Regions from separate parts of the Mus musculus genome. Here regions 2, 3, 4, 5, 6 and 7 are each linked to region 1. A link is a loop called in an ENCODE intact Hi-C map of the cell type or tissue named here. Cell type or tissue: heart. All regions are shown on one strand. Region 1 holds the start of Nck2 (non-catalytic region of tyrosine kinase adaptor protein 2). Region 2 overlaps Nck2 (non-catalytic region of tyrosine kinase adaptor protein 2). Region 3 overlaps LOC115487086 (a long non-coding RNA gene). Region 4 overlaps Ecrg4 (ECRG4 augurin precursor). Region 5 overlaps AI597479 (expressed sequence AI597479). Region 6 has its middle 44 kb from the start of Gm38628. Region 7 has its middle 77 kb from the start of Gm29040.

The links. Hi-C counts contacts between places; a loop is a spot of excess contacts. Peaks named below come from ENCODE experiments on the same cell type or tissue, not always from the same donor. Only the 100,000 strongest peaks of a DNase experiment are listed, where the experiment ranks them.
Region 2: a loop joins it to region 1, with 2.7 times the contacts of the local background. A loop is called at or near these places in 4 of 42 quality-filtered maps.
Region 3: a loop joins it to region 1, with 4 times the contacts of the local background. A loop is called at or near these places in 18 of 42 quality-filtered maps.
Region 4: a loop joins it to region 1, with 6 times the contacts of the local background. A loop is called at or near these places in 10 of 42 quality-filtered maps.
Region 5: a loop joins it to region 1, with 2.1 times the contacts of the local background. A loop is called at or near these places in 2 of 42 quality-filtered maps.
Region 6: it touches region 1 in a loop (2.0-fold over the local background); 9 of 42 quality-filtered maps call a loop at or near these places.
Region 7: a loop joins it to region 1, with 8 times the contacts of the local background. A loop is called at or near these places in 4 of 42 quality-filtered maps.

Annotation. Positions count from the first base shown.
Region 1 is chr1:43,443,438-43,447,437 of GRCm38, reverse strand. Nck2 (non-catalytic region of tyrosine kinase adaptor protein 2) reads right to left here and starts at 1,687. Exons shown (of 5, transcript NM_010879.3): 1 at 1,411-1,687. In heart, CTCF peaks have their summits at 1,221 and 1,838; DNase peaks (open chromatin) are centred at 397, 1,147 and 1,727; H3K4me3 peaks cover 2,843 bases; H3K27ac peaks cover 2,897 bases.
Region 2 is chr1:43,501,403-43,505,402 of GRCm38, reverse strand. The region is part of intron 1 of Nck2 (non-catalytic region of tyrosine kinase adaptor protein 2); the gene reads right to left. Among named protein-coding and RNA genes, the nearest start is that of Nck2, 58 kb to the right of the region's middle. In heart, no CTCF peak of the experiment used is centred here; no DNase peak of the experiment used is centred here.
Region 3 is chr1:43,300,711-43,304,710 of GRCm38, reverse strand. It overlaps LOC115487086 (a long non-coding RNA gene), which reads left to right. Exons shown (of 3, transcript XR_003947810.1): 2 at 3,099-3,297. Among named protein-coding and RNA genes, the nearest start is that of Gm29040, 42 kb to the right of the region's middle. In heart, no CTCF peak of the experiment used is centred here; no DNase peak of the experiment used is centred here.
Region 4 is chr1:43,736,148-43,740,147 of GRCm38, reverse strand. Ecrg4 (ECRG4 augurin precursor) reads right to left here. Exons shown (of 4, transcript NM_024283.3): 2 at 2,901-2,948; 3 at 1,431-1,588. Among named protein-coding and RNA genes, the nearest start is that of Ecrg4, 7.5 kb to the right of the region's middle. In heart, a CTCF peak has its summit at 1,763 (motif pointing right); no DNase peak of the experiment used is centred here.
Region 5 is chr1:43,108,418-43,112,417 of GRCm38, reverse strand. It overlaps AI597479 (expressed sequence AI597479), which reads right to left. Exons shown (of 4, transcript NM_133818.1): 3 at 1,045-1,420. Among named protein-coding and RNA genes, the nearest start is that of AI597479, 12 kb to the right of the region's middle. In heart, a CTCF peak has its summit at 1,642 (motif pointing right); no DNase peak of the experiment used is centred here.
Region 6 is chr1:43,633,946-43,637,945 of GRCm38, reverse strand. No RefSeq gene overlaps it. Among named protein-coding and RNA genes, the nearest start is that of Gm38628, 44 kb to the left of the region's middle. In heart, a CTCF peak has its summit at 2,029 (motif pointing right); no DNase peak of the experiment used is centred here.
Region 7 is chr1:43,335,806-43,339,805 of GRCm38, reverse strand. No RefSeq gene overlaps it. Among named protein-coding and RNA genes, the nearest start is that of Gm29040, 77 kb to the right of the region's middle. In heart, no CTCF peak of the experiment used is centred here; DNase peaks (open chromatin) are centred at 1,075 and 2,235.

The sequences.
Region 1 (4,000 bases):
CGAAGGTGTAAAACCTTATCTGTCTAAAGTGCACTTTCTCCATTGTGTTCACTGGCTGCCTTCGCTACATAAACCAGGCACATGCACGAGAAAGTCCGGTTTCTACCTCTGTATCTATAAACACTTGGAAAGTGAATGGAGGGAGTGCCCACAGCACAGTTGAGATGTTCTGATAAAGTAGTGACCTTTAGACTAGAAAAACCACAGTTGCTAACTATACCAAAAAAAAAAAAAAAAAAAAAAACCCAGGCTGGAAACACACCCAAAATTATTCTCATTCCTCCTCAAAATCTCTGCAGAAAAGCCTGTATTGGGAGAGGAGCAGAGAAGTCTCCAGGGGAGGATACCAGCAAGCCACGCCCACTGGCCAACGGGCTGTTTCTTTTTGGGTCAACCAAGGAGCAGGCCTGTGCACCTCCAGCCCAAACTCGGACCTGTTCATCCCACACACAGACGCAAACTTGGCAAGACTGGCCTTAAACCTGTTAGCAAAATAAGGAGAGCCAAATAAGGAGGAAGCGGCCAACCTGAATGGGTTAGGGTGGCAGGGCCCACTCCACTTGGCACCCAGCTGTGTCCCCAAGCTGTTCACAATACTACTGTAAGTCACCTCTGCTATCCATTAACCACCACCCGCGCACACCTTCCGGGAGGATCGCTGTTGTGTATAAATAACAGCGTTTTGCAAATCAAACCTCTCCACACAATGCCAAGCTAACAGCGCTCAAAAGGGAGGTGCCACCGGGGCATTAAAAGTCACACATCAAATTCTTGCAGAACCACTTGCTTAAATCGCCCTGAATAAATAAACTGAGGGGGCAGAGCAACCGGGAAAAACTTTGGTTGAGGAGGTTTAAGTCTTGGAAATGCGGGACCGGGCGCAGGGACTGGAAGGAACCAGGCACAAAAGCGCCCTGCGCCGAGGCAAGGACCTCCTTTATGGAACGTGACAGCAGCTTTGTGCCGGATCACGAATAGTTCTAAATACTGGAAGTTCTCCCCGGCCATCGCAGCCTCCCGCTTCCTAGCGCTGTGGCCCTCAGATCCCAGGCTATTCTTCCCAGGCACGCGCGCCCGGCGACCTGGCCACTGTTCGGTCCCACGCCCGCCCACAGGCCAGGGCTGCTAGTGTTCCCGAGGGCTTTGGGTCCTTGGTCCCCGGAGTCCGCCCGCGGAGGGCGCCCCACCCCCACGCCAGCCCCAGGCAGAGGGAGGCGAGGGCTCGCAGGAAGGTGTGTGTATCCGAGGTGCGGGTGCCCGGGGACGCCAGGCCGCGGCGGGGCTGAGGGCACCGGCCGGGTACGCAGGGGTACGCGCTCCCTGGCCCTCCCCGGGCGGCCGCGGCCCGCTCGCCCCTCTCTTCCAACTCCACGGACCGGCCCAAGTTTGCAGCCCCCGCCATCGCCTTACCTCGCCGCACAGTGCACGCCGAGGCCGGAGGGCAGCAGCGCGAGTCCCGGGGCGGCGGCCGCGCTGCGCCCGCCCAGATGCCGCTCTTTGTCTGCACCGCTCCCTCCTCCCGCCACCAAGCGGACGCAATTGGACCCGGCGGACCCCGCCGGCCCGGGAGCCCCGAGCCTGCCTGCCGCCGAGCCCTCCTCACCACCACCGTCGCCGCCGCCGCCCGCTCGGCCGCGCGCACCGGCCTGCGATCCGCGGCGGCGACCCTCCCGCGCAGCGCCCGCCTCCGCGCGCTCCCCGCCCGCGCTCCTCCCTGGCTGCCGTGACGCCGCCCAGGGGCCGGCCCAGCCCGGCGCACGCGGGGCGGGGGACCCACCTGGGAGTCCCAGCCAGGCCTCGGGAAAGCGCCGCCTGGGGGCTTCAAGCCGTAACCCGCTCTAGATTGGAGCTGGGGGCACCCGGGAGGGGCTGCTAGGGATAAGGAGGTGCCACTTGCAGCCCACGAGACCGGGTGGTCTCCGCACCCGGCTGTGCGTCGGGAGCCTTACAGCGACCTCCCTACCCCGCCCCCCAAGCATTCCCACGGCACTCTCAGCCAAACAGGCCTGGTGTCTGTCAGAAAAGTGACTTACATAAAAATGTCACTTCCTCCCAGTAATTGCTTGTGGGCATTTTCTTTATTTATTTGCCTTGCATTTATTTACTTTCCCATCCAGACACTTTTTTACTCCATCCCCCCCACCCCCAACCTCCAGGCGGGACCACTTCCTAGTGGGGGAGGAGAGGAAACCCGACCTCAGCTGCCTCCGCAGCGTCCTGGCCAGTTTATTAGAGCCCAGGAATTCTTTAGTACAGGAGGCTGAGAAAGCTTTAGAAGGAAACCTTGCTCTCCCAGACTTGAGTAGTAGCTAACCTATAAGCAAACTTGGAAAGCTAGAACCCTGGATCGAAGAGAAGGACTGGATCCAGAGGTTTCTTCTCCAAGCTCCTTCGCTCCTTATACCCCAAAGGAACCCCTGATATTCAAATAAATTCCGCTTTCAGGTCGGACGACTCACATTTATGTTAATGAGATTCAACCCTAGCCCTTGTTTCCTCCTTATTAAGGCAGAAACAATTCACCCTACGTAACAAAAAAAGAAAAAGAAAGAAAGAAAAGTTGCCTGCCTTCTTATAGGAAGTTCCCAGGCATAAGTAACGTGAGGAAGCTTGGCTATAGTCCTCGCAGCCATTGACCGTAGGCTCCTGAACTGTGTCACCTTACACAGGTGTTTCACAACTTCCTCGGCTTTATCACATGAGATGTTTACCTGCCTTCTATGTTAAGTACCTGGCACGTAGCCTGACACGAGGGCACTAGGAGGCATCCTGTACAAAATCAGCACACCCAACAGTCTCTTCCAGTCGGAGATGCTAGCTTCATCCGTTCTTTGTTACAGACCTCATCTTTGTTACTATCTAGCTTTACAACAATGAAGGCAGAACTCTAACCAATAGTTTAGCCCTACTTAAAATTAGTTTATGCTAAATAAGTAAGACGATATGGACACAGTTTTTAAGCTTTTGCTTTGAAAAGTGGCCTCAGACTCCTCTCACTGATTCTGTATAAGATCTCCAGGGAGATTTGAACAAGAAGGACTCCCCTTGGCTCATATATTTGCAGGCCAGTTAGTAAACTATTTAGATTAGGAGGGTATGTCCTTGTTGGAGGAGATGAGTCACTGGGAGTAAGCTTTGAACTTAGCCAGCACCTGTGTGTCTGGGTGTCTGTGTGCTTGCTGCACAGTGGATCAGAGTATAGCTCTCAGCTACTTCCCTAGCAACATGCCTGGCTGCTACCAAGCTTCCCACCGTGATGACAGTGGACCAAGCCACTGGAATTGTAAGCAAGCCCCCAATTAAATCCATAGATGATAGATCAGTGTGTGTGTGTGTGTGTGTGTGTGTGTGTGTGTGTGTGTGAGAGAGAGAGAGAGAGAGAGAGAGAGAGAGAGAGAGAGGTGTCTTAGGTTTTTTTTCCACATTTTTTTTATTACGTATTTTCCTCAATTACATTTCCAATGCTATCCCAAAAGTCCCCCATACCCTCCCCGCCACTCCCCTACCCACCCATTCCCACTTTTTGGCCCTGGCGTTCCCCTGTACTGGGGCATATAAAGTTTGCGTGTCCAATGGGCCTCTCTTTCCAGTGATGGCCTACTAGGCCATCTTTTGATACATATGCAGCTAGGTGTCTTAGTTTAGTTTGGGTGTTATTGCTGTGAGGAGACACCATAACCAAGGCAACTCTTATAAGGGCAAATACTTCATTGGGGCTGGAGTACCATTTCAGAAGTTCGGTCCATTGTCATCATGGTCTGAAGCAGGGCAGCATGCAGGCAGATATGGTGCTGGGGGAGCCAAGAGTTCTACATCTTGATCGGAAGGAAGCCAGAAGGAGACTGGGCAGAGCTTGAGCACTAGGAGACCTGAAGCCTGCCCCCACAGTGATGTACTTCCTATTCCAACAAGGCCACACCACCTAATAGTGCCACTCCTTGTAGGCCAATCATTCAAACACATGAGTCTGTGGGGCCAAATCTATTTCAACCACCACAAG
Region 2 (4,000 bases), 58 kb before region 1:
TGCTTTGGAGACAGGGTCTCACTTTAGTCCAGGCTATCCCAGAACATACTATATAGCTTAGCCTGACCTCAAACTCAGTCCTACATCACCCTCTCCAATGCTGTTGGGCCTACCACACTCAGAAAACTGTCACTTCTCAATTACATCATAAGATGCACTGTTAATAGCCAAATGGCCTTAAGCAGGCAGTGTCACTCAGGCCCTAAATCTTTTCCTTTCAAAGGTTCATCCCCATACAGACTATACTCTTGAATCCGGTGTGAATAGCCACATGATCCTAGAATTTAGAAAATGACACAAAAGCACAACCTAAGGAGAGTTATACTTACAAACTGTATTTACCTATCAGGTTCTCATTCTCTTCATCTCTCTTCCCCCTTTGAGACACAGTCTCACTATGTAGCTCTGGCTGCCCTGGAACTCACTATGTACACTAGGCTAGTCCCAAACTCAGATCTACCTGCCTCTGCCTTCTGATGCTGGGATTAAGGTATGCACAACATACCTGGCCTATTCATTGTTCTCTAGTATGCCTGTCTTGATTTTCTGACTTTTGTGATAGGGTGCTCCTCTTTAACCTGAAATAGCCTGGAATTCACTATACAGCTCAGAGTGATCTCAAACGCACAGTAATTGTTTAGCCTCAGCTTCCCTACAAAGATGAGCTACCACATTCTAAAATATTTCATTTATTATACAAATTAGCAACAAGCCAATGAAAAGAACTGAATCACAGCACTTCTAAATTCTATTCTAATCTCTGTCTCTGTCTTTGTCACTCCCTCCCTCCCTCCCTCCCTCCCTCCCCCCTCCCTCTGTATGTGTGTGGGGTGGGGGTGGGGGGCAGGGTAGACTTCCTATGGCAGTAGCCCAATTAATGCAATTCATAAAGAACCATTCAGATACTGTGTCTGGGCTGAAATCCAATTAAGCCATTTCTGTGTGAATATCCCCAAAGAGACACCCACTGAGCTTCAAGTGGTAATAGGCATAAATACTCAGATTAGCTGTGTCAGCACTTCTGAAACGGAAATCAGACAAGAACCCAGAGATCAACGTGGCGAGCCTTTTAGGCAGGCACAAAGGACCAACAGGCAAGTCAAAAACCACCTGGCACCAGACCAAACCCCATCCTTGTCCGAGCAGGTCTCAGATAATCCTCATCCCATGTAAATCCTTGCATTTACACATTCTGAAATGATCAACTTCAACTCCACACAGCAATGTGGTGTACTGGAAAAACATAGTCAAGAATAGATTTTGAACTCTCTCTGAATTCATAATTTTATTCATCAACCTTATGAAGTATATTCTTGAAATCAGTCTCACAAGAAAATGTTCGAGCAAAGCCAAAACAAAACAAAGAAAACCCCAACAAAATCAAAACCAGGAAAACCTGAGGCAGACAGAGATCTGGGAAAGGTTCCAATGATGAATTAAATGACCGCTTCGCTTTGCCATCCAACTTAGAACTGGCAAAGCAGAATATCCACAGGTTACACTAGGAGGAAGGAGAATGCTGGAAGTAGGCATTCAGGAAGCAGAAACGCTCCACTGGCAACAAGCCAATGAGAAGGATGTTGCTCCATCTTTATCCCAAGCAAACCCTACCTGAGACCTACAGAATTAGAATACACACACGCTGCTGACCAAAGGTCCCAGTGTTCACCAGTGGTTAGAGCCAAGAAGAGGAAACGAACAAAAGCCAACTGGAGACACCTCACACTATGAACAGAATGAATGGCCTGCATGAGGCATGGGGATGCAGAAGACTCAAACCGGAAACAAATCCCTGATCTACAGCCTGCAGGTATATATGATGTTGAGGCTACTACTTAAGTATAAAGGCAGGTTTCCTCAGAGACTACATCAGTCACCCTGTTGGCAGCACTACATGAGAAGTCTTACTTATTAAGGTGAATGTACTGCATGCCTGCCAAGTGAAAATGATGCCAAAAAGGCACATCACAGACACTGCCCTACCCTTCTGAAACAAGCCCAGGAGAGTAGGGGTCAAAGTGAATTACAGGAACACACAGCCTGGCTTCTCAATTCGATTTGCTATAAGAAAGTTTGTCTATTAAAAAAAAATAAACTTTTAGGTTGCTTCTAAAACTGCTGTGTCATTCAAACTATCAATCAGCCTTACAGTAAACATCCTATGAAGACAACCCCAGGACCTTTATTTTATATTAACATGATTATTTTAGATAAAAATCTCAGAAAGCGTAGCTAATCTTCCTCTGCAGAGACTGACATCTAAAACAAAAGGAACCACGACATTTCCAAGAATTTCGCAGAGAAAAACTTTCCTAACTTGCCAAGTAAAAATGAGGTTTCCCAAGTGTCATCGTGCTAACACTATTCTTCCATTCCACAAGCATTATGGAACAAATACCAGAGACCGGATGCTATCAACCTTCACGTGCACAAGTGCAGAAAGAGGAGACTGTTATCTGATACCAGAACACATACTGAGCTTAAAACCGGGTTAGAAAGTAAACTTTCCTCACGTGATATGGAGAATAAAGAGAAAGGATTGTCTTGCTTCCTTGTAAACATTAAACAGCATAGAGTGAACCGAGTATATGCCATGCATGTAGGGGTCCTATTGTTGCAATACAACACCATGACCAAGAAACTCGGGGAGGAAAGGCTTATCTCAGCTTAGAATGCTCAGGTCACACTCCACCACTGAGGGATGCCGGGGCAAGAACATGGAGGCAGGCACTGATTCACAGGCCACAGAAGGGTACTGCTGACTGGCTTGCTTCTCATAGCTTGCTCAGCCTTTCTTATACCATCCAGGACCACCTGTCCACAATGGGCAGGGCCCTCCCACATAAATCATCAACTAGGAAATGCCCTATAGATTTAATGACAAGTTAATCCAACCGAGCCATTTTCTCAATTAATTTCCTTTCTTCCCAAATGACCCTAGTTTGTGTCAAGTTGAGAAAACACCTGCCAGCCCAGGACCCAACGCTAGTCGACTCTACTGTGAGATCAAACCAGTGCACGAGTGTCAGAAAACACAGAGGGTCAATAATTCACCAGGTTGAACTCTGTTAGAAAATGCTCCGCTGTCTCTTTTCTGACTCTGTCTTTTTTCCCCCCACTGAGAAAAAGAGAACATTTACAAAGCTCTACTCTCCAGGCACTCTTCTCCAACGTCCCTCAGACAACACCACAGGGACGCCACCCTGCCCCCAAAGAACAGGGAACTCACTCATTTCACAGCCAAAGTTCAAGGGCTCTCCTACGAACACAACCCTCTCCCCCTTGAATTTCTATTCCTTCTCCATGCTCTGCTTTGAAGATCACTCCTACCCATAGCCAACAAAACTCCAGATGATTTAGCACACTCCTGCAGCAGCAGATGGTGTAGTCTGCTTTCTGTTACTGTGTTAAAATATCTGAGAAAAGAAACTTCAAAGAAGCAAAGGTTTATTCTGGTTCATCTTCAGAGCTCAGGCCTTGGTCAGTTGCTTCTGCATGATACATAACTTGTCATAGTTACGGCTACAACTGCTATGCGGAAACACCATGACCAAAAGCTAGTTGGAGAGGAAAGGGTTTATTGGGCTTACACGTCTACACTGTAGTCACTGAAGGAAGTCAGATGGGAACTCCACCAAGGCCCAAACCTAGAGCCAAGAGGTGACGCAGAAGCCATGCCAGAGAGCTGCTCACTGGCTTGCTCAGCCTGTTTTCCTATAGAAACCAGGACCACCAGCCCAGAGATGGCACCGCCCACAATGGGTTGAGCCTTTCCCATCAATCACTAATTAAGAAAATGTTCTACAACAGAATCTTATGGAGGCATTTTCTCAATTAAGGTTTCCTCTTTTCACAATTCTAGTTTGTGTTAAGTTGACATAAAACTAGCGAAGACAAGACAGAACACCACAATGAGAACAGAAGTGAAACAAGGCTGCTCACCCCATGGAATCAGAAAACTAAAAACAAAATGCAAGAGCTTGGAGCTTGTGTCCCCATG
Region 3 (4,000 bases), 140 kb after region 1:
CTTTGTGTTGATATCTGATTCCAGTTTTAGCCCCAGATCTTGCTTCTGATCTGCCAAGGAGGGAGCAAGCTGTACTACAAGCCCCCACTGCCATGGACAGGCCCTGCTCTTGCCACTAGGCTCTCCCACCATTAGAGCCTTGATGTCACTTGAAACCATGAGCTGGAATAACAAACTTAGCCTGCTGAAGCCACTGCTGCCTGGAATTTTGTCACAACCTTGAGAAAAGTAATAAACACAGTGGCTTAAGATAACACAAATGTGCCTGTGTGTCTGTGGGTTAGAAGTTCCACAGAGGTATCATGGGGCTAAAGCCAAGGTCCAGGTAAAAGTGTGTCCCTTTCAGAGGAGAGAGAAGAATCTGTTGTCTATTTTTCCTGGGGACTGCCCATGGTCCTTGGCTTATGGATCTTCCTCCTCTTCAAAACCAGCAATGTTGGGTAGTATCCTGACATTGTCTCACTCTGACTCACTCCCAGTTTCCCTTTTCTACTCCCCCCCCCCCCCGAGACAGGGTTTCTCTGTGTAGCCTTGGCTGTCCTGGAACTCACTTTGTAGACCAGGCTGGCCGCAAACTCAGAATTCCACTGACTCTGCCTCCCAAGTGCTGGGATTAAAGGTGTGCACCACCACTGCCCGGCTTCCGTCTTCTAACTTTTAAGGACCTTGTGATGGCAAGCGAGGTAATCCCTCATAATCCTCTCATTTGAAGACCTATTGATTAGCAGCTGTCATGGCGTTTTGTCAGGTATTCTATTGCAGGTCCCTTGAAAATGAGTTGGCCTTCAAACCCCCAGCACCTCAGAATGCAGCCTTGTTTGGAAAGAGAATCATTTCATGGGGATCTTGTTGCTGTTTTGTTTGTTGGTTTGTCTGTTTGACAAGAAGAGGCTCATACTGGAGCAAATGACTCCTGAATCAATCAGGCTGGTGTCGTCAACACACTGCCATGGGAAGGTGCAGGCACCTGGGTGCATGCCATATGAAGACAGAAACAGACTGGAGCAATGCCTCTAAAAAGCCAGAGAACTTAGGAACTATAAGACATCAGAAAAAGAAAGAAAGGAACCCCTTACCCCTGTAGGTACTCTGACAGAAGCATAGTCCATCAACACTTTGAGGTCAGACAGAGAGCCTTTAGAACTGCAAGATGACAAGCTTGTTTGTTTGTTTGTTTGTTTGTTTGTTTAAGAGTCTAAGCTTGTGGTGCCTTCTTATAGCAGTACTAGGGGGTGGATAAGCTATTTGAGGTAATGGTGCCAGCTTCCAAGATGTGAATATGTCTTTAAACATGTATAACTTTATAACCATAGTGGCTGTTATCTTGACAGGACAGTAGAGGAATTCTATGCATTTGCTCCAGTCTTTATTTTTAAATATGGCTTATATGGCAAATAGCTTTCATGTATGGAGATAATATCTACCCTGGAATGAAAGAGGTTTTTTTGTTTTAATTTGAATTTTGTTGTAGTTACTCTCAGTGAAATAAAGAGTTGCCTCTCTGGGGGCAAAGCCCAAGTGATCTACTATCACCAGAAACCACTCCTCTGATCGTAACAAAATGACCCACTGGTGGGGTGGATGTCAGCTAGTCCCCTTGCGATGCCCTGTGGGACTTGAGACCTTGGAAACTGAAAGTGAGGGAACACTGGTTAGTTTTCAAGCATAGTGAATCTCAAACCGTGGACAGGTCTTGGCATAGAATCTGTGTCATAGATGAGTCAAGCAGGAAGTTGGCTAAGTGGAAGAGAGACTCCAGTGAGTCTCTGTCATTGAACGAGTTAGCATGGCCCAGGAGGACGACCTTGGCTTGCCTACTCTTGTCACCGCCTGCTCACCCCCTTCAGCCTCCAAGTAGAGCTCCTGAACGTCAAGCATCGATGTTATAGAGGATGTTAGAGGTACACCGTGAGGCCATGCCTTAGACTTACTGAGTGGAACACTCCAGCTGAGCCAGCATCTGTGTTTCTGTTAGCCTTTTGGGAAACACTGGCCTGTCTAGCACTGCATGATCCCCTTTGGTGGTCTTGGTGAGTGCAAATGGGAGTGTTTAGAGGGAGTCTGAAGTCAAGTATGAACTATAAGAGCAAGACCTTTGCCTGGCCATCGTGATTCCTCGGACTCATTCAGTGAAACGTGGCAGGGTCTCTGTGCTTTCCTAGACCATCACCCTCTACCCGCTTACTCCAGGGAAGAGCAGACCTTTTGCTGAGATTACATCACCATTTTAGTCTGCTCTGTGTTGCTGAAACAGACTCCTACTAGCTTAGTAATTAATAAAGGAAAACAATTACTGCTCGTAGTTCAGGAAGTGGGAAGTCTGGTGTGGGGGTAGAGGTGGGGCTTTATCTAGAGACAGTCTCTGTGCTTGCTTATTGCATGATGTAATATAATACCGAGCGATGTGAGGTGGGAGGCAGAGAGAGAAGTGAAGCAGCCAAACTCACACTTTCATTTTTTATTAATTAAAAATCTACTTATGCCCACCCAGAGATACTGGCATTGCCCATCCAGGAGGACAGATTTCTCAGGACTCCTTTCCTTCTCCGAGGTACCATCTCCTTGGTGGACACAACTGGGCTGCAGCAATCAGCTTCAGCATTTTTTGTCTGTTTGATGCTCCAATCACAAGGAGGCAGGCTTGGGCTTCCAGGCTCCACTATACCCTAGGGAAAGAAAGAGGTGGAAAGGAGGGGGAGGATGATTTCTGGGGCTGGAGCCTGACTTTGCCCCTAAGTAAAAGTGAGCTGAGAAATCTGCAGACAGGTTTAACCCTGTCCTCACACTTGGAGGGGGCCTGCTGCTTGTCTGCTGATCTTTCTCGGGAGACTGATGGACGTATGCATGCATGCGTAGGGTATTCATGCATGCATATGTGTGAGTGTGTGTGTGTGTGTGTGTGTGTGTGTACAAAAGCGATGGATGTTCTTGATGGAAGAGTGCAATGTTTCATACTTGTGGATAAAGTTGCCACTTGTAGGAAGTAAAAATGAAGTCTTCGGCAATCACTGAAAGGCAGCATAGTAGAGGAACAAGCAAATCCTGAGCGATCCCACAGGACTTCTTTTCTACCAGGCTTTTCCTCTTTCCATTTCCAGGCAAATCACAGCGTTGGAAAACACTCTCATCACTACACCGAGAGCCTTCCAATGGAGACTTAACAGAATGCCAACTGCAGCAACAGAAGGAAAAACTTGGGTAGCAAGAAAGCGCGTCCATATTCTTCCGTTCAGTTATAATGAGGGGTTTGAAGGTATCAGATCCTGCCCGGCATGGGCCTGACATCCCAAGAGACAGGTACAATTTCTGTTCCCAGCTTTGCTCCATCTTCTAGCCAGCTCATCCTGGAAACAAAATTTCTGTTTTCTGGGGGATGTGCATTAACCCCGATCACCTCTGAGCTTCCCAGGATTCACCGTAGGCCCCTTTATGCTGCCCAGTGGATGCTTGCGTGGACTATTTATACATACTTTGATGGCTTTTCACCAATGGACCAAACAGCTCTCCTCAAATATGAATACGCTTTCTCAAAACTTAATTCTCCTGACTAGATTTTAGGTATCCCCCATCAACAGGTAAATCTCAAAATCTGCCAAAGGAACTCCCTGTACATAATCAAGGTGATTATATTCAAATCCCACCTTGTGAGAACGTGTATGTTTGGCCCCCAATGCAGCCTTCATAGGGTACCATATGGATATGAGGATGGGCTCAAGCACAGCAAAGGGATCCCCTGAACTGCCCATACCTGAGCAGAGAGGGACACGGCCCATAGACGTCATACAGTGTCATACAGTGGGGTTCCAGAAGCGTGATCCTTGAAGGAGTTGCAACCATTCAGCTCCTCCCCCACAGGAAGCGACAGGCAGTTGTGGGTCTCTGAGGGAAGAAGGCCACCTGCCCTTATCTGTGTTTTTACTTGGGCACTGCTTAGCATTAAACCTGGCTTCAAATGTCATTGGGAAAAAAAAAGTAGGCCAAGGCCAGGAAGAGGAGGTGT
Region 4 (4,000 bases), 290 kb before region 1:
ATTTTTAAGTACTTCAAATCACTCCTGACATAGAGTCTAGCTTAAGTATGTAGCTACTTGCACAGCAAAAGAAGAGCTACTTGAGTAGGGAAGGGACTGGCATGTGTAGAAGCTAGGGATGGGAAGGCAGGGGATGGTGCAGTCACATGGTTTGATCTAATGAGAGGGGGCCTTTCTACCCTGCATAGTACGTCAAACACCCTCTGTGAGTCTCATGTTCATGAACATGCAAACATGTTCAGCTGCCCGCTGCAGATGCTCCCTGCAGCCTGAAGGCAGGCTTTGAGGTCTACCCTGGACTCCTCAGCCACTCTGTGGATGGTCTCTGGTGAGTGGCATCTAGAGTGCCTGTCCTGCTCCCTTCTTGCCTGTCCCTGTAGCCCAGACAATGACGTGACCTGAAATAGTCTCATAAGATAGTTAACTTGCTGATTTTGCTCACTGGGGCTTCCTGGCCCATATGAACTGCAAAGCAGCTTTACTCGTGAGTGCACCGATGCAATTTCCCCTAAACATCTGCAAGAACCACCTCTCCTTTATGGTCTTCGTGAGTCCATATACCCACCTTGTTGTTTCAGCCGATTCTGGGCAAAGATGGTAATATTTAGCGAGTTGTTTTGAGGATGCCCAGTTGAAACTGAACAGCAGGGCTGAAGGCATTTCTAGGAAAATAAGATTCTTCGGGAAGCTAGATGCAGCCTTTTGGCTCACAGATTCCCTGGGTCCCTCCTCTCCACCTGGATGGCTAGCATGCAGTGAAGAGTGGGCCCACACATTTGGAATAAAAAGCCCTGTGGCTTGGCTATGGTTTGTGTGCTTCTAGAAGCTAGAAGCTTGGTCCCCAGTATGGCATTGCTGGAGAGCCTTTAAGAAGTGAGGCCCTGGTGCAAAGTAGTTAGGTCATGAAGGCTTTACCTACTGAAAGGACTGATGCTGTGGTGTTTCACAGTGGGTGAGTTCTTGTAAGGACTGGCGGTTGTGAAGGTCAGTGGGTGTGCTGATACACACCCATAATGTCAGCACTAGGAAGTTCAAGGTCTTCCCTGACTGTATACAAGTTTGAGGCCAGGCTAGGCTACATGAGATCCTGTCTCAATAAACAAGCAGATAATAAAAAAAATTATATGAAAAATAAATATTAATATAACAAGTTTAGACTTGCTTCTTGCTTTTTATGTCACAGTTTCTTAACACTTGCTCCTGCTATTATGACACCGTGTACCAAGATGTTCTTACTAGAGCCAGATTGTGACTTCAGACCTCCAGAACCACAAGCTAAACATGAACTCTGATATTTTGACAGAGCGACAGAGAACACACTACTAAGAAGCAAAGTCTACCATCTCAGGCCCTCTCCCTCAGGCCGGTCCTCTGTCCCACACAGCCTGCCCTATAGTGTCCAAGGCTCTCCCTCAGAAAAGTATACTCACAGCCTCATCAAAGCCCATGTAGAGGAACTGCTGGTACCACTGCTGTACCTCAGGCCGCGTACGGTCCCACAGCTGTCGTTTGGCACGCTTCAGGCCACCTAGGAATTCCTTTGCTGTGTTCTCGGCTACAGCTACATTAGTCTTTGACGGGACAGGTCCTGAAAAGGTTCGTTCCAAAAAGACAAAGAATGAATTATTTTTTGAAAACAATATTCTCTTTACTATTGAAAGAAATTTTTCCTTCTATGTTTTACAAGGTTTGTATTTTATGTGTATGGGTGTTTTGTCTACATGTATGTCTGTGCACCATGTACATACAGTACCAACAAAGGCCAGAAGAGGGCATCATCCCCTAACCAGAGTTATACACAATTGGGAAATACCACGTGGATGCTGGGAATAAAATCCTAAACTTAAAAAACAGCAGCCAGTGCTCTTAACTACTACTGAGCATTTCTCTAGCCCCAGGCTATTACTAGAATTTTAATGTGGTTTAACTACGCTGTGTTTTGAATTAACACATAGAAATTGTAAATATGTATGCTATATATACACGCAAGGATCAAAGTGGGTTCATTGGCATTTCCCTCCGTTGAAATGCTTATCACTTCATGTTAGGAAGCTTTAAACTCTTTTCTAGTTGCTCATAAAATGTGCAGTGGGTTGTTCTGAGCTGTAGCCGCCCTGCAGTGATGCAGCACATTGTGTAACGTACTCCCCTGTACCTGCTTGTCATCCAACCTCCCCACCTCACTCCCTCTTCAGGCGCCACTACAAGCTAGGGGGGAGGAGGGTAAATGGTTGATTATCACATCAGAAATGGGGCTCACATTTTCTAATCTCTTCAACAGCTAATTTTATAGAGGGAGATGGAGAGAAGAGAAAGGATGTTCACTAGACAGCACAATGGTTCCATTTGACCTAACTGATAACAGTGACCAACAGCCCACATTTTGACTTCTAGAATATTTTACTTCTATGTCTCCTTGTTGCTATCATATAACTCAGAAACTGCCTTTTCGTTTTTGTTTTTTGTTTTGTTTTGTTTTTCAGTAGAAATTAGTAATAGAAAGGTTTCCCCATGGGAATGCCTTTTCCTAATTGCTGACTGGATAGGCAGAGCTTCAACAGTGCCATTCTATACCCACCCCACCAGGTAGGGTTAGGGCCCTCAGACCCTTTAGATGTGTTTCACCAGTATAAAATAATCAAAATTCAATTAACACTGTTTCTGCATTTACACTGACAGCTTTTGTTGTTGTTGTTTTTTGGTGGGGGAAGGCAAATGTTTACTAGTAATAATACTTACCTAGCAGAATGCCACACCACATACCCACAGAACAAGCCCTCCAGGTCTGCAAGCCTTTCTCATATTCCTAATACAAGCCCTCCATGAACACAGTCATCATTGCTGTTCTGCCGCTTGCAGTTACCAGTGAACACATCCTTACCCGCTTGAGGCAGACCTACCTTCTCGTTTCTGGAGCATCTTCTTGAGTTTGTTTCCACTTATGCCATCTACAGAAACAGAAACAGAAACAGAAAGCAGTTTCAGAGTCCGTAATTCCTGCGATTTTTGCACCTTATGGAATGCAAAAGTCAGAGTTGTAAATAAGAGCTGCTGATCCCTGTCCTGATTTAACAGCTCCGTAGTAAAGTATTTAATGGGTTTGGGGATACTTGCCATACAAGAAAAACAGTGCATGGTATCGAGGGCTAATACTGATAACAGAGACGAATAGATGACAAGGGCATTACTGATTGAGCTTTTCTCACTAAAACAGTGGTTTTAGTCCTAATGTCTTCCTGCTTATCACATGCAGCTTCCAGCAAACATTATCTTCAGGGTGTAATAGATCCTATAGTGCCCTCCTCCCAAATTCATAATCCTCCAGGAATAACCAGCTGGGAATTTCAGAGGTAACATTTTTTTTAAGGATATTAAGATGGTTCTCATTGGACTCAGGGTGGGCTCTATGCCCATGGTGCAGACCCATACAGGCTAGGCAGCCCCATGAGAAAGAGCCAGGCAGAGGTGAGCCTTCTAGGGCAAGCCTGGGAATTTGGCTCTTTAAAATCGCTGTACAGTTTTGCAACTTTCTCTAAATGTCTTTCATTTAAGCTTTATTTGGGGGGGGGCATTAGCTGTTAAATATGTTTAGTTTTTAAAGAGTTTAACTAATCAGCTTGATAATTTGATAGGAAATAGTGTGTCTAGCCTGAAAGAGTACACCATCTATTCGGCCAACTGGTACCTAAGAGTTGTACACAGGCTAGTTGGTCTCATGAAGGGTAGACACAAAGCCCCTGGAGAGAAAACACTAAGTAAAAAACAGAGCGTTTAAAGGGGTCTGGGACTGCCATGAGAAGCTAGGATAGAGAAGGCCACAGTGAGGTAGTAGTGCTGTCTTCTCCTCAGGATTATTATCCTCTCAGTCTATCCAGGGTTTCTGAGAAAAGGACAAATCTGTGCTTACATCTGCAAAAGGGGTCCAAATGCAATTAAGAACTTGCTTTGAGTATACACTCACAAGTGGAATAACTGGGTCACATAACAATTCCATTTCTAG
Region 5 (4,000 bases), 340 kb after region 1:
GATTATTCTCTTTTCATCCCACATTTTCCTCTATCTCACAAAAATGGTTAAAATCAGTATGTAAGCAGATTGGGGTCCAGCATATTCTCTGTAATAGAAGTACAGGCTGGCCACTTAGCTGAGAAAGTCATGCAGCTGTGACGTGTAAACTCCAAGTATCCAGATGCTTCAACACAGCACAACACACATGTGTAAGAGACGCCCCTTACAACTCCTCTATCCTTCCCAAGTTAAGTTATTTGCTGTTTAGGGAAGAGTAGATTCTAAGGTAGGTTAAAGGTGAGTACAAACAGACTTAGGGCCTAGGCCCAAATACTACTTTATAAACGTGCTGCCCTAGACAGTAGCACTCTGGACCTCACCAACAAAGGAGTATTCACCTTTTTGATTCCAAGGTGGAAAGAGAACAATTTTATGAAATCTTCCTCTCTGCATTCATTTTACATAGAAAGAAATTTAGTGAACTTTCAAAAACAATAATCATTGTAGATTTTTAAATTCCAGGATTCAAATATATAAGCTACAGGATAAAAACCCCAGACACTGCAGAGTTCCAGGGCAGCAAGTGGGCACTGTGGTCTGTAGAGTCAGGTAGGAGCACATGTGCTCTCTTCTCCAGCAGTGTCCGCCCACCCTGAACTATAGGAACAGCTTGGCCAGGGATGCACTCTGAAGAGTCAGGTAGGAGTACCTACTGGGGTAGACTGGGGAGGCTGAGAGCCTGGGCAGGTGAGGCAGCATCCTCAGTGAGCTCCGTGCAGGTGGGACCACTAAGCCTTGCGTGCTGCAGGGACTGGTCTCAGGGTAATCTTTTGTATCAGTATAGTAAGGAAAGGTGTCAGCTTAACTATCAAAATTTCACTATAGTTTGACATGGGGCCAAATTTTAAACTCTCTACTGTTTTCAGATCACAACATACTAAAGGAAATAGGCCTGATTTTAGCACCCTATCCACCCCAGGAAACAAGCACAGCCAGTTGACCCAGGGCTACAGGGTGGATGCTCAGTGCCATGCTCAATGTTGAAGCCACCCCCACACTTACTGTGGCCTCTGCCTCTTCCTTAGGAGCAGCCCGCTTTAATTTCACAGGAGTAGTTCCAACAGGGGACAGAGGTGGTGACTTCACTGGACCCGAAGGACTTTTCCTATTCATTAAGTCATGGTTCTGTTGAGTGTCATTATTATTGTGCTCCATTTTATGGTTCACAGGCAAATTGGAAAACAACACTAGGGGTGAAATCCTCGACGAGGAATTTGGTGATTTCCAGAAGGCATCACTGGTGGAGCCTATCTGGGCAAGAGGCTTGAGCCGGTCGTCTGCTCCGTTCTCCGTCCTTTTCACTTTGATGCTTGTGCTGGTTGAGCTCCCATCGAACACAATGAGGGGCCTTTTCCTTAATCCATCTACAGCACTACTCCTGAAAGCAGAGAGATGTTCTCTTATAGAGCACCACACAGGCTGGCAGGCCAATAAGCAACAAGGTTTAGTGAACAGACTGTGGTAAAGGAAATAACTGGAGGGAAGACTCCCAGGCCCAAAAAACCAATTCTCTATGCTTTAAAGTACAAAGTACTTATTTGTAAGAGATTTCATTATCATTTATAATGAGATGTCCCCGTGGTCTTGGGGGTGTGAATGCTTGGTCCCCAGCAGGTGGCGCTGTTTGGGCAGTTTAGGATCTGTGGCATTTCTAGAGGAGCACTTCAATGGGGGAGGGTGAGGAGAGTTCAAAGACTTCTGCCATTTCCAGTTTGTTCTCTATTTCCTGCTTGTAGTTCAAGATGGGAGCTCACAACTGTCTACTGCTGGCTGCCACGAATGCATGCCAGATGGACTCTTCGCTCTGGATTAAGGGAAAGACCCCCTCATAAGCCCAAATAAACCCTTCTGTCTACAAACTGCCTTGATCTTGGTGTTTTATCAAAGAAATAGAAGATGACTAATAAAAGTATTAACTAGCTCCATAATAAACAAGAGCAGCTTATTAGTAGTGCTATCCTTACCATGTGATCACAATCCATTATTATTTTACAAGAGAAACTATAAGACAGTCCCAAGACTCTCACAGCATAGTCCACAAACAACAAAGCAAAGCCTTACTACAGTCACCAAGTGTCTCCATGGTCTGGATACTTTCTCATCAGTGATTAAAATATCTGCACAATTGTAATCGTGGGATTTGAGTCTTCATGCCCATTGGTTAACTGGTACATTTCACTGCTCCAAAGCACAGGCCTGAACGTTGCAGGTAATTGTGAATACGTGTGGATTTAAACACGCATAAGTATAGAAAACACAGAATAAACAGGGTATAGAGATTAGCAACAGTGACCGGCACAAGGGCCTTTCAGTGGATGGAGCTGGCAGGACTGAGCATGGCTCTGGATGAATCCCGAGGGAGGGATGAGTGAATGTGGGGGCTGAGACTGTGAAGGCTTTCAGTGAGCTAATGGACCGTTTGCAAAACAAGCAAACTCTATAAACCCACTGTAGAATAAGTCCACGGTGTTCACAGACCAAAGGAGCATGCTTGTACTGTGAAACACAGCCTCCATCCTCATCCAGGCATTGAGGCCTTCATGCCCACCCTCATCTTTGATCAGTTACATCATCTGAGGGAGGGCATGCATCTTGTGGCCACAAGGCTCTAGTGCAGTAGTTCTCAACCTTCCTAATGCTGTGACCATTTAATATAGTTCCTCATGCTATAGTGATCCCCAATCACAGAATTATTTTTATTGCGACTTCTTAACTAATTTTGCTACTCTTATGAATTTTAATGTAAATATCTCTTTTCTGATGGTCTTGGGCAACCCTTGTGGAAGGGTCATTTGACCTCACAGGATGAGAACCACCAGCTTAAAGACTTGTACCATTTGGAGGTTGCTCTCTCTCTCTCTGCTTCCCATTTGGGGTCTGAGACAGGAGCTCTCAGCTGTCCTTGACACCCTGCCTAGGGCTTGCTACAGTGCTTCCCCACTGTGATGGTGGTGGGCTTTTATTCCCCTGGGAGCACAAGCCAAATAAACGTCTTGCATGCATAAGCTGTGCTGCATCACAGCAATAAGAATGCAGCTGATATGCTGTGTCTCACCTTGACTAGTTACAGCATTCCTCTGGATCCGTGTTTCTCCACAGAAAAAAACAGTGAGTTCACCAAAACAGGACACTTTTAGATAATCTCAACTATAATGCTCTGGTTCGAGATCCAAATTGTAAAACTTTGTGTGTGTGCACAAGCAGAATTGGGTGTGTGTGTGAGGGAGTGGTGGTAGGGAGTCCTATGTGCTGGTACCACACCCAGATTTTGCACACCATCTAAGGAAGTACTCTATAACTGAGCTTTAAACCTCACCCTCCAAATTGCAAATTCTTAAAATAAAGCCAAAGATCTTTTTTAAGCAATACCCATGGGCTATGAAGTTTAGCTTTGAAAGAAAGTATGAGGAGCACTGAGTGGTTTGCTCATTACTGGGGTAAGTGCTGAAGTGTGCTAATAGCACTGCTTGAACTGAAGAACCTCAACAAGCAAATGAAATGAGAGTACACATAGCATAGTTCAGAGACGTCTGAAGGTCAGCACTAAGATGTAGCCATTCCTGGTCAATGGCGAGCCATTTGTACTTCTTTTCCAGAAGACTAAGAGCACAATTATATTCAACTACATTCAAGTTTCCAGTCACCTCAGCTGAGAGACTCACAAGAGATTAAAGCCACTGTCAAATTAAACTTACATCTTCCCTCTTCCCCAGCCCTCCAAACCTTGTCTTATGGCTCTCATCCATTCTCTACAGCAGTGCCTATGAAGAGAAGGTTCACGTAACTTACCAGTACCACCACTACGACAACCAACACTCATGAATCTTAGAATGTCATCCTCACAACGTAGGCAACATTTACTAGTCAAATGAAACTTTCCTTTTAAAGTAATTTGATTAGTTTTCTGAAATTTAGGAATATTTTAAGAATTAGATGACTGTGCCTAAGTAACACTCTT
Region 6 (4,000 bases), 190 kb before region 1:
AGCTATCTATTTCTCCTCCCTTTTCTTCAAACCTGAAATCTTTTCTTCCAATATCTTTAACTCTGTGAAGTTTATTGCTGAAGTTATTCAATTCATGTTTTTATTTCAATTTCAGTTGTCTTTAGTGATTCTAATTCTTTGTTAAATTGTACTTTCTTATCTTTAATTGTTTTCATTCTGTCATTTTAACTGTTTGTGTTTTCACAGTTTACATTAGGCATTTATTCACATTGTCTTTAAGGTCTTTAAACATATGAATAATAGCTATTTTGAAGTACTTGCCTTTAAACATATGAATAATTACTATTTTTGAAGTATTTGTCTTGCATCTCAGCTAAATTGCTTTTGGGGGCACTTATATGATAGTGTTGGTTGTTGAATTTTGTGTTTTTGCATTAGGATCTAGGCACCTGGAGTTAGGATGTTTGAGATGTTTTTTATGTAGATATCTTGTTTTATTCTTGTTGAATGGGTGTTCTATTCTTTGTTTTTTGTTGTTGTTGTTGCTCACTCAGCGTGTGCAGCCAGGCGCAGCAGTTACAGGGAGTCCCTGAATCCCAGTCAAGGGTAGTAGCTGTGGGATTCTTGGTAGAGATATGTTCTGGAGTCCAATGGGGAGTCACAAAGGAAGAGAAGCTAGAAGGTCAAAGGTCAAGAAAACCCTGGGTAAGCACCAAGAAGCCAAGTCCCCAGGGAATGGAGGTGGACTGGAGGAAGGACTCAGGCATGCAGGCTACAGCAAACTAAGGATCTAGAGAAACCCACATGGAGGATAGGAAGGAGAATTAAGGTCCCGTACCTGAGTCCCAGCTGAGTGTGGCAGCTTTGGGTGCCTGAAAGAAAGGCATTCTGTGGGTTCATAGAATCACAAAAGATCAGAGAAGAGCTAAAAAGAAAAGGCTGGAAAGAGTACCCAGGAAGAACTAGGGAACCCAGGTCCACACCCAGAGTCTGAGTTCCTGGGAGTGGTGTTTGGCTGGAATGAAATGCACTTCTTTCTCTTTCTGAGGACCCTAGTTCAATTTCCAGCACCCACAAGAGCGTTGTTACAGATAGTTATCTGTAACTCTAGTTCTAGGGGATCCAATACACTCTTCTGGCCTCTGTAGGTACCAGGCACATACATGGTACACAGACACACATATCAAATAAAGAAATAAAAATCTAAAAATAGCATCCTTCACATTTCCATGGCCTGAAAAGACCTTGAGCTTCACTGGAGTAGATCGTGTAAACTGGGAAAAGCTAGCTTCCTGCATCTTGTGTGTTGTATACTTCATCCATAAGGCTGTTCAGTGAACATGCATTAAAGAACCAACTTAAGAAAAACTATCGAAAACTTGGAACTAAGGTCTGGTGCCAGCATGTCTTTGTATTTGCCTCACTGTGAAGTGTTCAAGGAAATTTATGTGTCTAGGAAAATACATTTAACTTTGATGTTACTCCTCACTGACTGAAGCCCAGTGTCTTCGTTGGGCTTATTATTGCTGTGATGAAACATCATGACCAAAGGCAACTTGTGGTGGGCAGTATTTATTTCACTCACAGTTCCATGTAACAGTCCATCATCAAAAGGAGTGATGGAAAAGAAGTCAAGCAGAGCAGGAACCTGGAGGCTGAAGCTGATGCAGAGCCTAGGAAGGATGCTACCTACCAGTTCACTTCCCATGGCTTGCTCAGCCTGCTTTCTTCTAGAACTCAGGGTTACCACCAGGAGTGGCATCCCGACAATGAACTGCCCCCCCATCCATCTTTATTAATACAATCCCCTAGGGTCAAATTTCATGGAGGTATTTTCTCAACTGAGTCTTCTTCCTATCTGATGACTCTATCTGGGTCAAGTTGACATAAAACTATCCAGCACACCCTGACTCTGCAAAGCTACTCCGAGATTTCTATCCATTAGACACTCTAGTTTTGTTATTCTGTAACATATTTGCCAGTGCCTGGTGCAGCAATTTTATCCTGACACTGTGGCATGGTTTGAAACTGCGGTGTCACCATGTGCTAAAGACTTAATCCACCTGGTGGCACTATTGAGAGGTGGTGGAATCTTTAGGAGGTAGGGCCTACTAGGAGGCTTGGCTTGGGTCTCTCAGGGTGTGGTCTCAAAAGAGGGATTGTGGGATTGAGGGACCACATTATTTTTCTTTTTTCTTGTTTATACCTTTTCCACATTCTAGCCACAGTAAGGGTAAGTGGCGTGGTGATCTCACTCAAAAGCAACCGAACAATCAACCATGGACTAATACTTTTGAATCCAAGATATAAACCAAGAAATAGACATTTCTTTTTTTTGAGCTGATTATCTCACGTATTTTGTCCCAGAGAAGACCTACACCAACATAAGTGTTTATTTTTAAGATTTATTGTATGCAGTGTGTGTGTGTCTGTATCTGTGTGCACACATGTGCATGTATATGCCTGCTGGAATGCACATGAATGAACCACAGTATTCACATGGTAGAGGTTAGATAAAAACTTTTTAGAGTTTTTATCAGTTCTCTGTATGTAGTTTCTGAGAATCCAACTCAAGCTACTTGTCTTGCCAGGTTTCTTTACCCTCTGACCCATCTCAATGGTCCCACATACTTTTGCATTTAATTTCTAGAGGTGTCCAATGCTTTCTGAACTAATGATCAACTATTAACAGCTTAGTCTATCTTTCACAAAATTTATTCTAGATTTTTATCTTAATTTTTTTGTGGTGCTATAACAAAATACCAAGGTCTGAGTATTTCTTAAAGAATAGATATCTATTTCTTATAATCCTGGGATGTAAGAAACCCAAGACTAAAGTGTGTGTGTGTGTGTGTGTGTCTTCATGTTCCTGGTCATGGAAAGGAAAGAGAGAATGAATTCTGTCCTCCTATGACAGAGAGTTGAAGAGCAACCCAATCCAAGGTTGCCTGAGGCCTCTTTCTCAGTGCCTTTAACCTGATCAAGAAGTGCCTGGTCATGGAAGGGGAAGAGAGAATGAATTCTGTCCTCCTATGACAGAGAGTTGAAGAGCAACCCAGTCCAAGGTTGCCTGAGGCCTCTTTCTCAGTGCCTTTAACCTGATCGTGAAAGAAGTAGCCTGAAACCCTGATATAGCTGTCTCCTGTGAGGCTATCCCAGTGCCTGGCAAATACAAAAGTGGATGCTCACAGTCATCTATTAGATGGAATACAGGGCCCCCAATGGAGGAGCTAGAGAAAGTACCCAAGGAGCTAAAGGGGTCCCTATAGGAGGAACAACAATATGAACTAACCAGTACCCCTAGAGCTCATGTCTCTAGCTGCATATGTAACAGAGGATGGCCTAGTCGGCCATCAATAGGAGGAGAGGCCCTTGGTCTTGCAAAGATTCTATACCGCAGTACAGGGAAACTCCAGGGCCAGGAAGCAGGAGTGGGTGGGTTGAGGAGCAGGGGAAAGGGGGAGGGTATAGGGGATTTTCAGAGAGGAAACTAGGAAAGGGGATAGCATTTGAAATGTAAATGAAGAAAATATCTAATAAAAAAAAGAAATAAAACTTTTTGGAGACCTAGGAGGAGCTGGAGGAAAAAATGGGGGAGAGAGAGAGATAATCATTAGAAGCATATTTTAAGTTTAAAAATAAAGTAGCCTGAAATTCTAGTCCTTCCTAAAGATCTTGCCTTCAATACTACCACACTGTAACACCTGCATTTTGAAGGTGATACTGCCGAATCTTAGCACTCGGGCTGACTTAGTTCCAGCTTTTGGAAAGTTCTGCTCCATACCATGACAGGCACTCAGGAACACAAATGACAATTTCTGCCTCCACAATAGCCACAGGCTCCAAATAGGGCAGCAAGTCTCAGGTGCCTCAGGGGAGAGGCCAAGCAAATACAGTGAGAACTGAGAGAAATGGAACTGGATTCTAGAAACAGGAATTTTCAACCTAGACAGGGATGTTGGAGGAGGTGGAATGTGAGGAGAGGCAGGCATGCGCTATGGCATTAGACTTTCTTTGGGGATCTGCGATCTCTTTCTTA
Region 7 (4,000 bases), 110 kb after region 1:
AGACCAGATTGATATTTGAGGTTTCGCATTTGACTTCCACACATGGGCTCACATGAACTCATATAAATAACAACAACAACAACAAAACCAAAAACAAAACAAAAAAAAAACAAAACAAAAACCCAAACCCATATTTACCTAAAACTGAATGATGTGTTTGCCTTGAAACTTTCCAGCGATTAGGTATTATATTATTACTAAAATCTACTGAAATTCTACAAGTCAAGTATGAAAGGCATTCTCTTGCTTTGGAAAGGACTGCTTAAATATTCTTCATTTCATATCAACTGGGAGGGAAATGTGAATATCTTTCACTAGTGAGCTAAAAAAATCTTTTAAAAACTTGAACTATTCTTAAACAAGGAATATTTTGAAAACATTCAAATATCTTGGGTCTTTGATAACTTATAAGCTTACCCTTCTCTGCTGTCTGTGTATACCACTCACTTGGCTACAATAATAGGATTTTTCTCTAATATTTTGACACACTGCCTTCTTTCGACTGAATAACTAGATTGAACCTCATTGTCATCTTTAAAAATATTTTAAATTATCTTTAAAATAAAAATATTTCCTCATCTTTCATCACCTTCACTTTGAACTTCCATCTCTCTTTCTTATCTAGGATCTTTTTACTTGGGAGATATTAAGTGAGACAATGAACTGGTGGTTGATTCTGACCTAAACCTTTTCTTGATTCCCAGACTGATTCCAAACAGCAGTTTTGTGACCAACACACAGAGGAAATGCCAGAGAGAAAGGGGTGCAGGGAAGGAGAGAGGGAGAGAAAGGGAGGGAGAGGGAGAGGGAGAGGGAGAGGGAGAGGGAGAGGGAGAGGGAGAGGGAGAGAAAAGGAGGGAGAGGGAGAGGGAGAGGGAGAGGGAGAGGGAGAGGGAGAGGGAGAGGGAGAGGGAGAGGGAGAGGGAGAGGGAGAGAGACACGATTGATTGAGGATCTGGGAAGAGCTTGGAGGTCAAGCCCAGCCAAGGGGACAGTGAAGTCACAACTCCTTCCTCCTACTGATCTCCTGTGCTGGCTATTGTGGCTTAGTTCTAATTACTATTCCAGGTGACTCATGCTTGGGCAGGGTCCTTTATTCTTGGTCAGAGCTTCCCCTGAAAAGTGGACTCACTGGCCTTAAAGATGCAGGAACGAATAATGAGAAATTCCCCAACAGCCTATGCAGAGGGCCGTATGAATTTAAGGCAAACAAATGAGACCAACTCAGAAAACTTTTTTCTTCTCTGAATAATAAACCATCCCTCTGATATTTGGCAAGCAAAGAGGCAGCTTGAGGGAGGCTGGCTGCTGTGGTGTTGGAGTGTCTTTTCTTTCTGACCCAAAAGTTATTTTTGGTGTCTTCTGTCTCCGGGGCTGATTTCAGCTCTTTTTACAATGACTGGTCTTGCATTAGCAAATTCCTGCTACTGAGAGCTTAATTGTTATTCCATTTTCCTAATTAAAAATGGACATCTCTGGTTTGTTGCCCTGGGCTTTCAGCAGAGGATAGTATCACAAAGTTTCCCTGTGTTATGTGGGCTTGCAAGCAAAGCCTGGATCTCATTGGTCCTCATGCTTCCGGAAGGCTCAGGGTTGCTCCACACAATGTCTTCTTGTCCAAAGGAACACAGAAGAGAGGTTGGGCTAAGTTCATTAGCTTGCAAAGTGAGGGCCCTATGACCCTCGATGTGTGAATTTTGTCTCTTGCTGCCATAATGTGTCATGAGAGACACTGATCCACATGTTGACTGGTGACTTGTTCTGCTTCCCTTATTCAGAAAATCTACACACAAGTGAAAAGGTTTAGTCAGTCAAATGTGCTACCAAAGTCTTATTGTTTTATACAGTCTCCAAACAGAAAGCAAATATCCATTAGTGCGGATGGACAAACGTTTCCATCTAACAGTTGGAAATTAACAATGTCCCAGCTATCAACAGCCAAATGGATGTGACACAACTAGACTATTCCGAGACTACATCACAGAAGCTTTTAGGTATGGAGCATCCCAGCACACAAATAGGCTCACATTGGAAGGACATGGAAGCCTTATTGTTATAGAGACCAAGTAGTGGGCCCTGGCTAGAGGAAGCTAGTCAGGCAGAGGGAAAAGTCATCCAGCCTTGAGATGTGGCCAAATGAAAGCCTGCATCTGTCAGAATGGTTGTATAAATAGGAAGCTTGCATGAATCCATAAATAAAATGAAAGAGAGGAAGCAAGCTTTCCCAGGCCTCAGGTCACAGGTCAAGTGGCTCAGCAGCCAGCAGTGTTCACTCACACAGAACCCTGGCCACAGTCCAGACCTCTTCTCTCCTGAACTTCACCCCTGCATGTTTCCAACATCCTCTTTCCAGGCTTCTTAGAAAAGCACTTGCAGAAGCAGTTGTTTGTAAGAGTTGATGATGGGGCACGAAAGGGGATAGAACAGGGTGGAATGACTGGGGCAGCATAGCCTTGTCCCTGTGGGAGGAGACTGTACTTCTCAAAGAGAGGTCCCTGCCTCAGAGGGTCTTCCATACTTAGCCTTGCTTGTAAAAGCTGTGCCGCCATCCTGTTCCTGCCAAGTCTTTGTAGGATGCCCACTGAGAGGAAGAGTGTCTTCAAACCATACCATGCGGGGCAGCTACTGTTCTGGAACATTTCTTGGGACTATTTATGGCAGAGGGATGATTTCCCTGTAGCTCATCAGCAATGAGGGGTGTTAACAGCTGCCCCATCGATTATGGCAAAGACCACGAGGACACATATGACCCTCTGGCCACCCTTGGGTGTGTGTCTGGCTTTTGTACGTTCTTTCGTTTTCCTCATTGGTGGAGCTGAGAGCATCCCTTTCATACTTCCAAAACTGACTTATGATGATTATTAAACTTAGAGCAATTATTAACTGGCTCCCCAGTCTTCTTTCTGGATTTACTTCCTTGAAGTTCAGGATTATAATTCTATTTGCCTGATTTACTGTGATCAACTTGTCCAGAGCATCCAGTAAGTAACAAGCAAAGGAATGGCTGGTTAGCTGGCTGGCCCAATGTATATACATTAAACATCCGCTGTCTAAAACAATGGTTTCTAGGATCCAAAGGTAAAGGGGAGCCTTCCTGACTGGAGACCTATAAGCTTGGTCTGCTATGGGCATGCATGGATGAGATGTAGGTGCTAGTAGGCAAGGATGGTTCAATGATGGCGTCTGCAGGAAAACAGTGAGCACTATTCAGACAAGTCTAAACACAGGTTAGGTCAAATAAGGTAGACATGAGCTGAAGGCAGGTAAAAAGGCTTTGGGATTGATCCCAGGATAACGCAGGTCAGTGCAAGAGCCTTGCCTCTGTGTGAGTAAATAGCCCATTAGGTCTCTAAATTTCAAAGTGAGACACAATTGCATGTCCATTCTAAATGGAGACAGAAGCTAATGTGAGACAGATAGAGAGCTAAATGTGCTCACCCTACTTCACACCATTTCCAGACTAAGCTATTCCCTGGTGAGACCCAGATATCTCTGTAGATCCAGGAGGAAGTTAATGGGAGAATGACTCTGTTGTATTTTGGTATGTTTGTCCCTCAAAGGTTGCTGTACTGGAAGCTTGATCCTCAGTGCGGTAGTAGTACATTTTTTAAAATATAATTTTATTTGTAATTCATTTTTTACAGTCCATATTCTATTCCCCACCCCTCCCCATCCACCCTCTGACCCTTCCACATCCCACACCTCCTCCCCACCCGACCCTGTCTCCACATGGATGTCTTCACTTCTCACTCCACCTGACCTCTAAACTCCCTGGGCCTCCAGTCTCTTGAGGGTTAGGTGCATCATCTCTGAATGAACACAGACCTGGCAGTCCTCTACTGTATGTGTGTTGGGTGTATGCTTTCTGTTTGGTGGCCCAGTGTTTGAAAGAACTCTGGGATTAATTGAGACTGCTGGTCCTCCTACAAGGTTGCTCTTCTCCTCAGCTTCTTTCAGCCTTCCCTAATTCAACAACAGGGGTCCACTGCTTCTGGTTGGG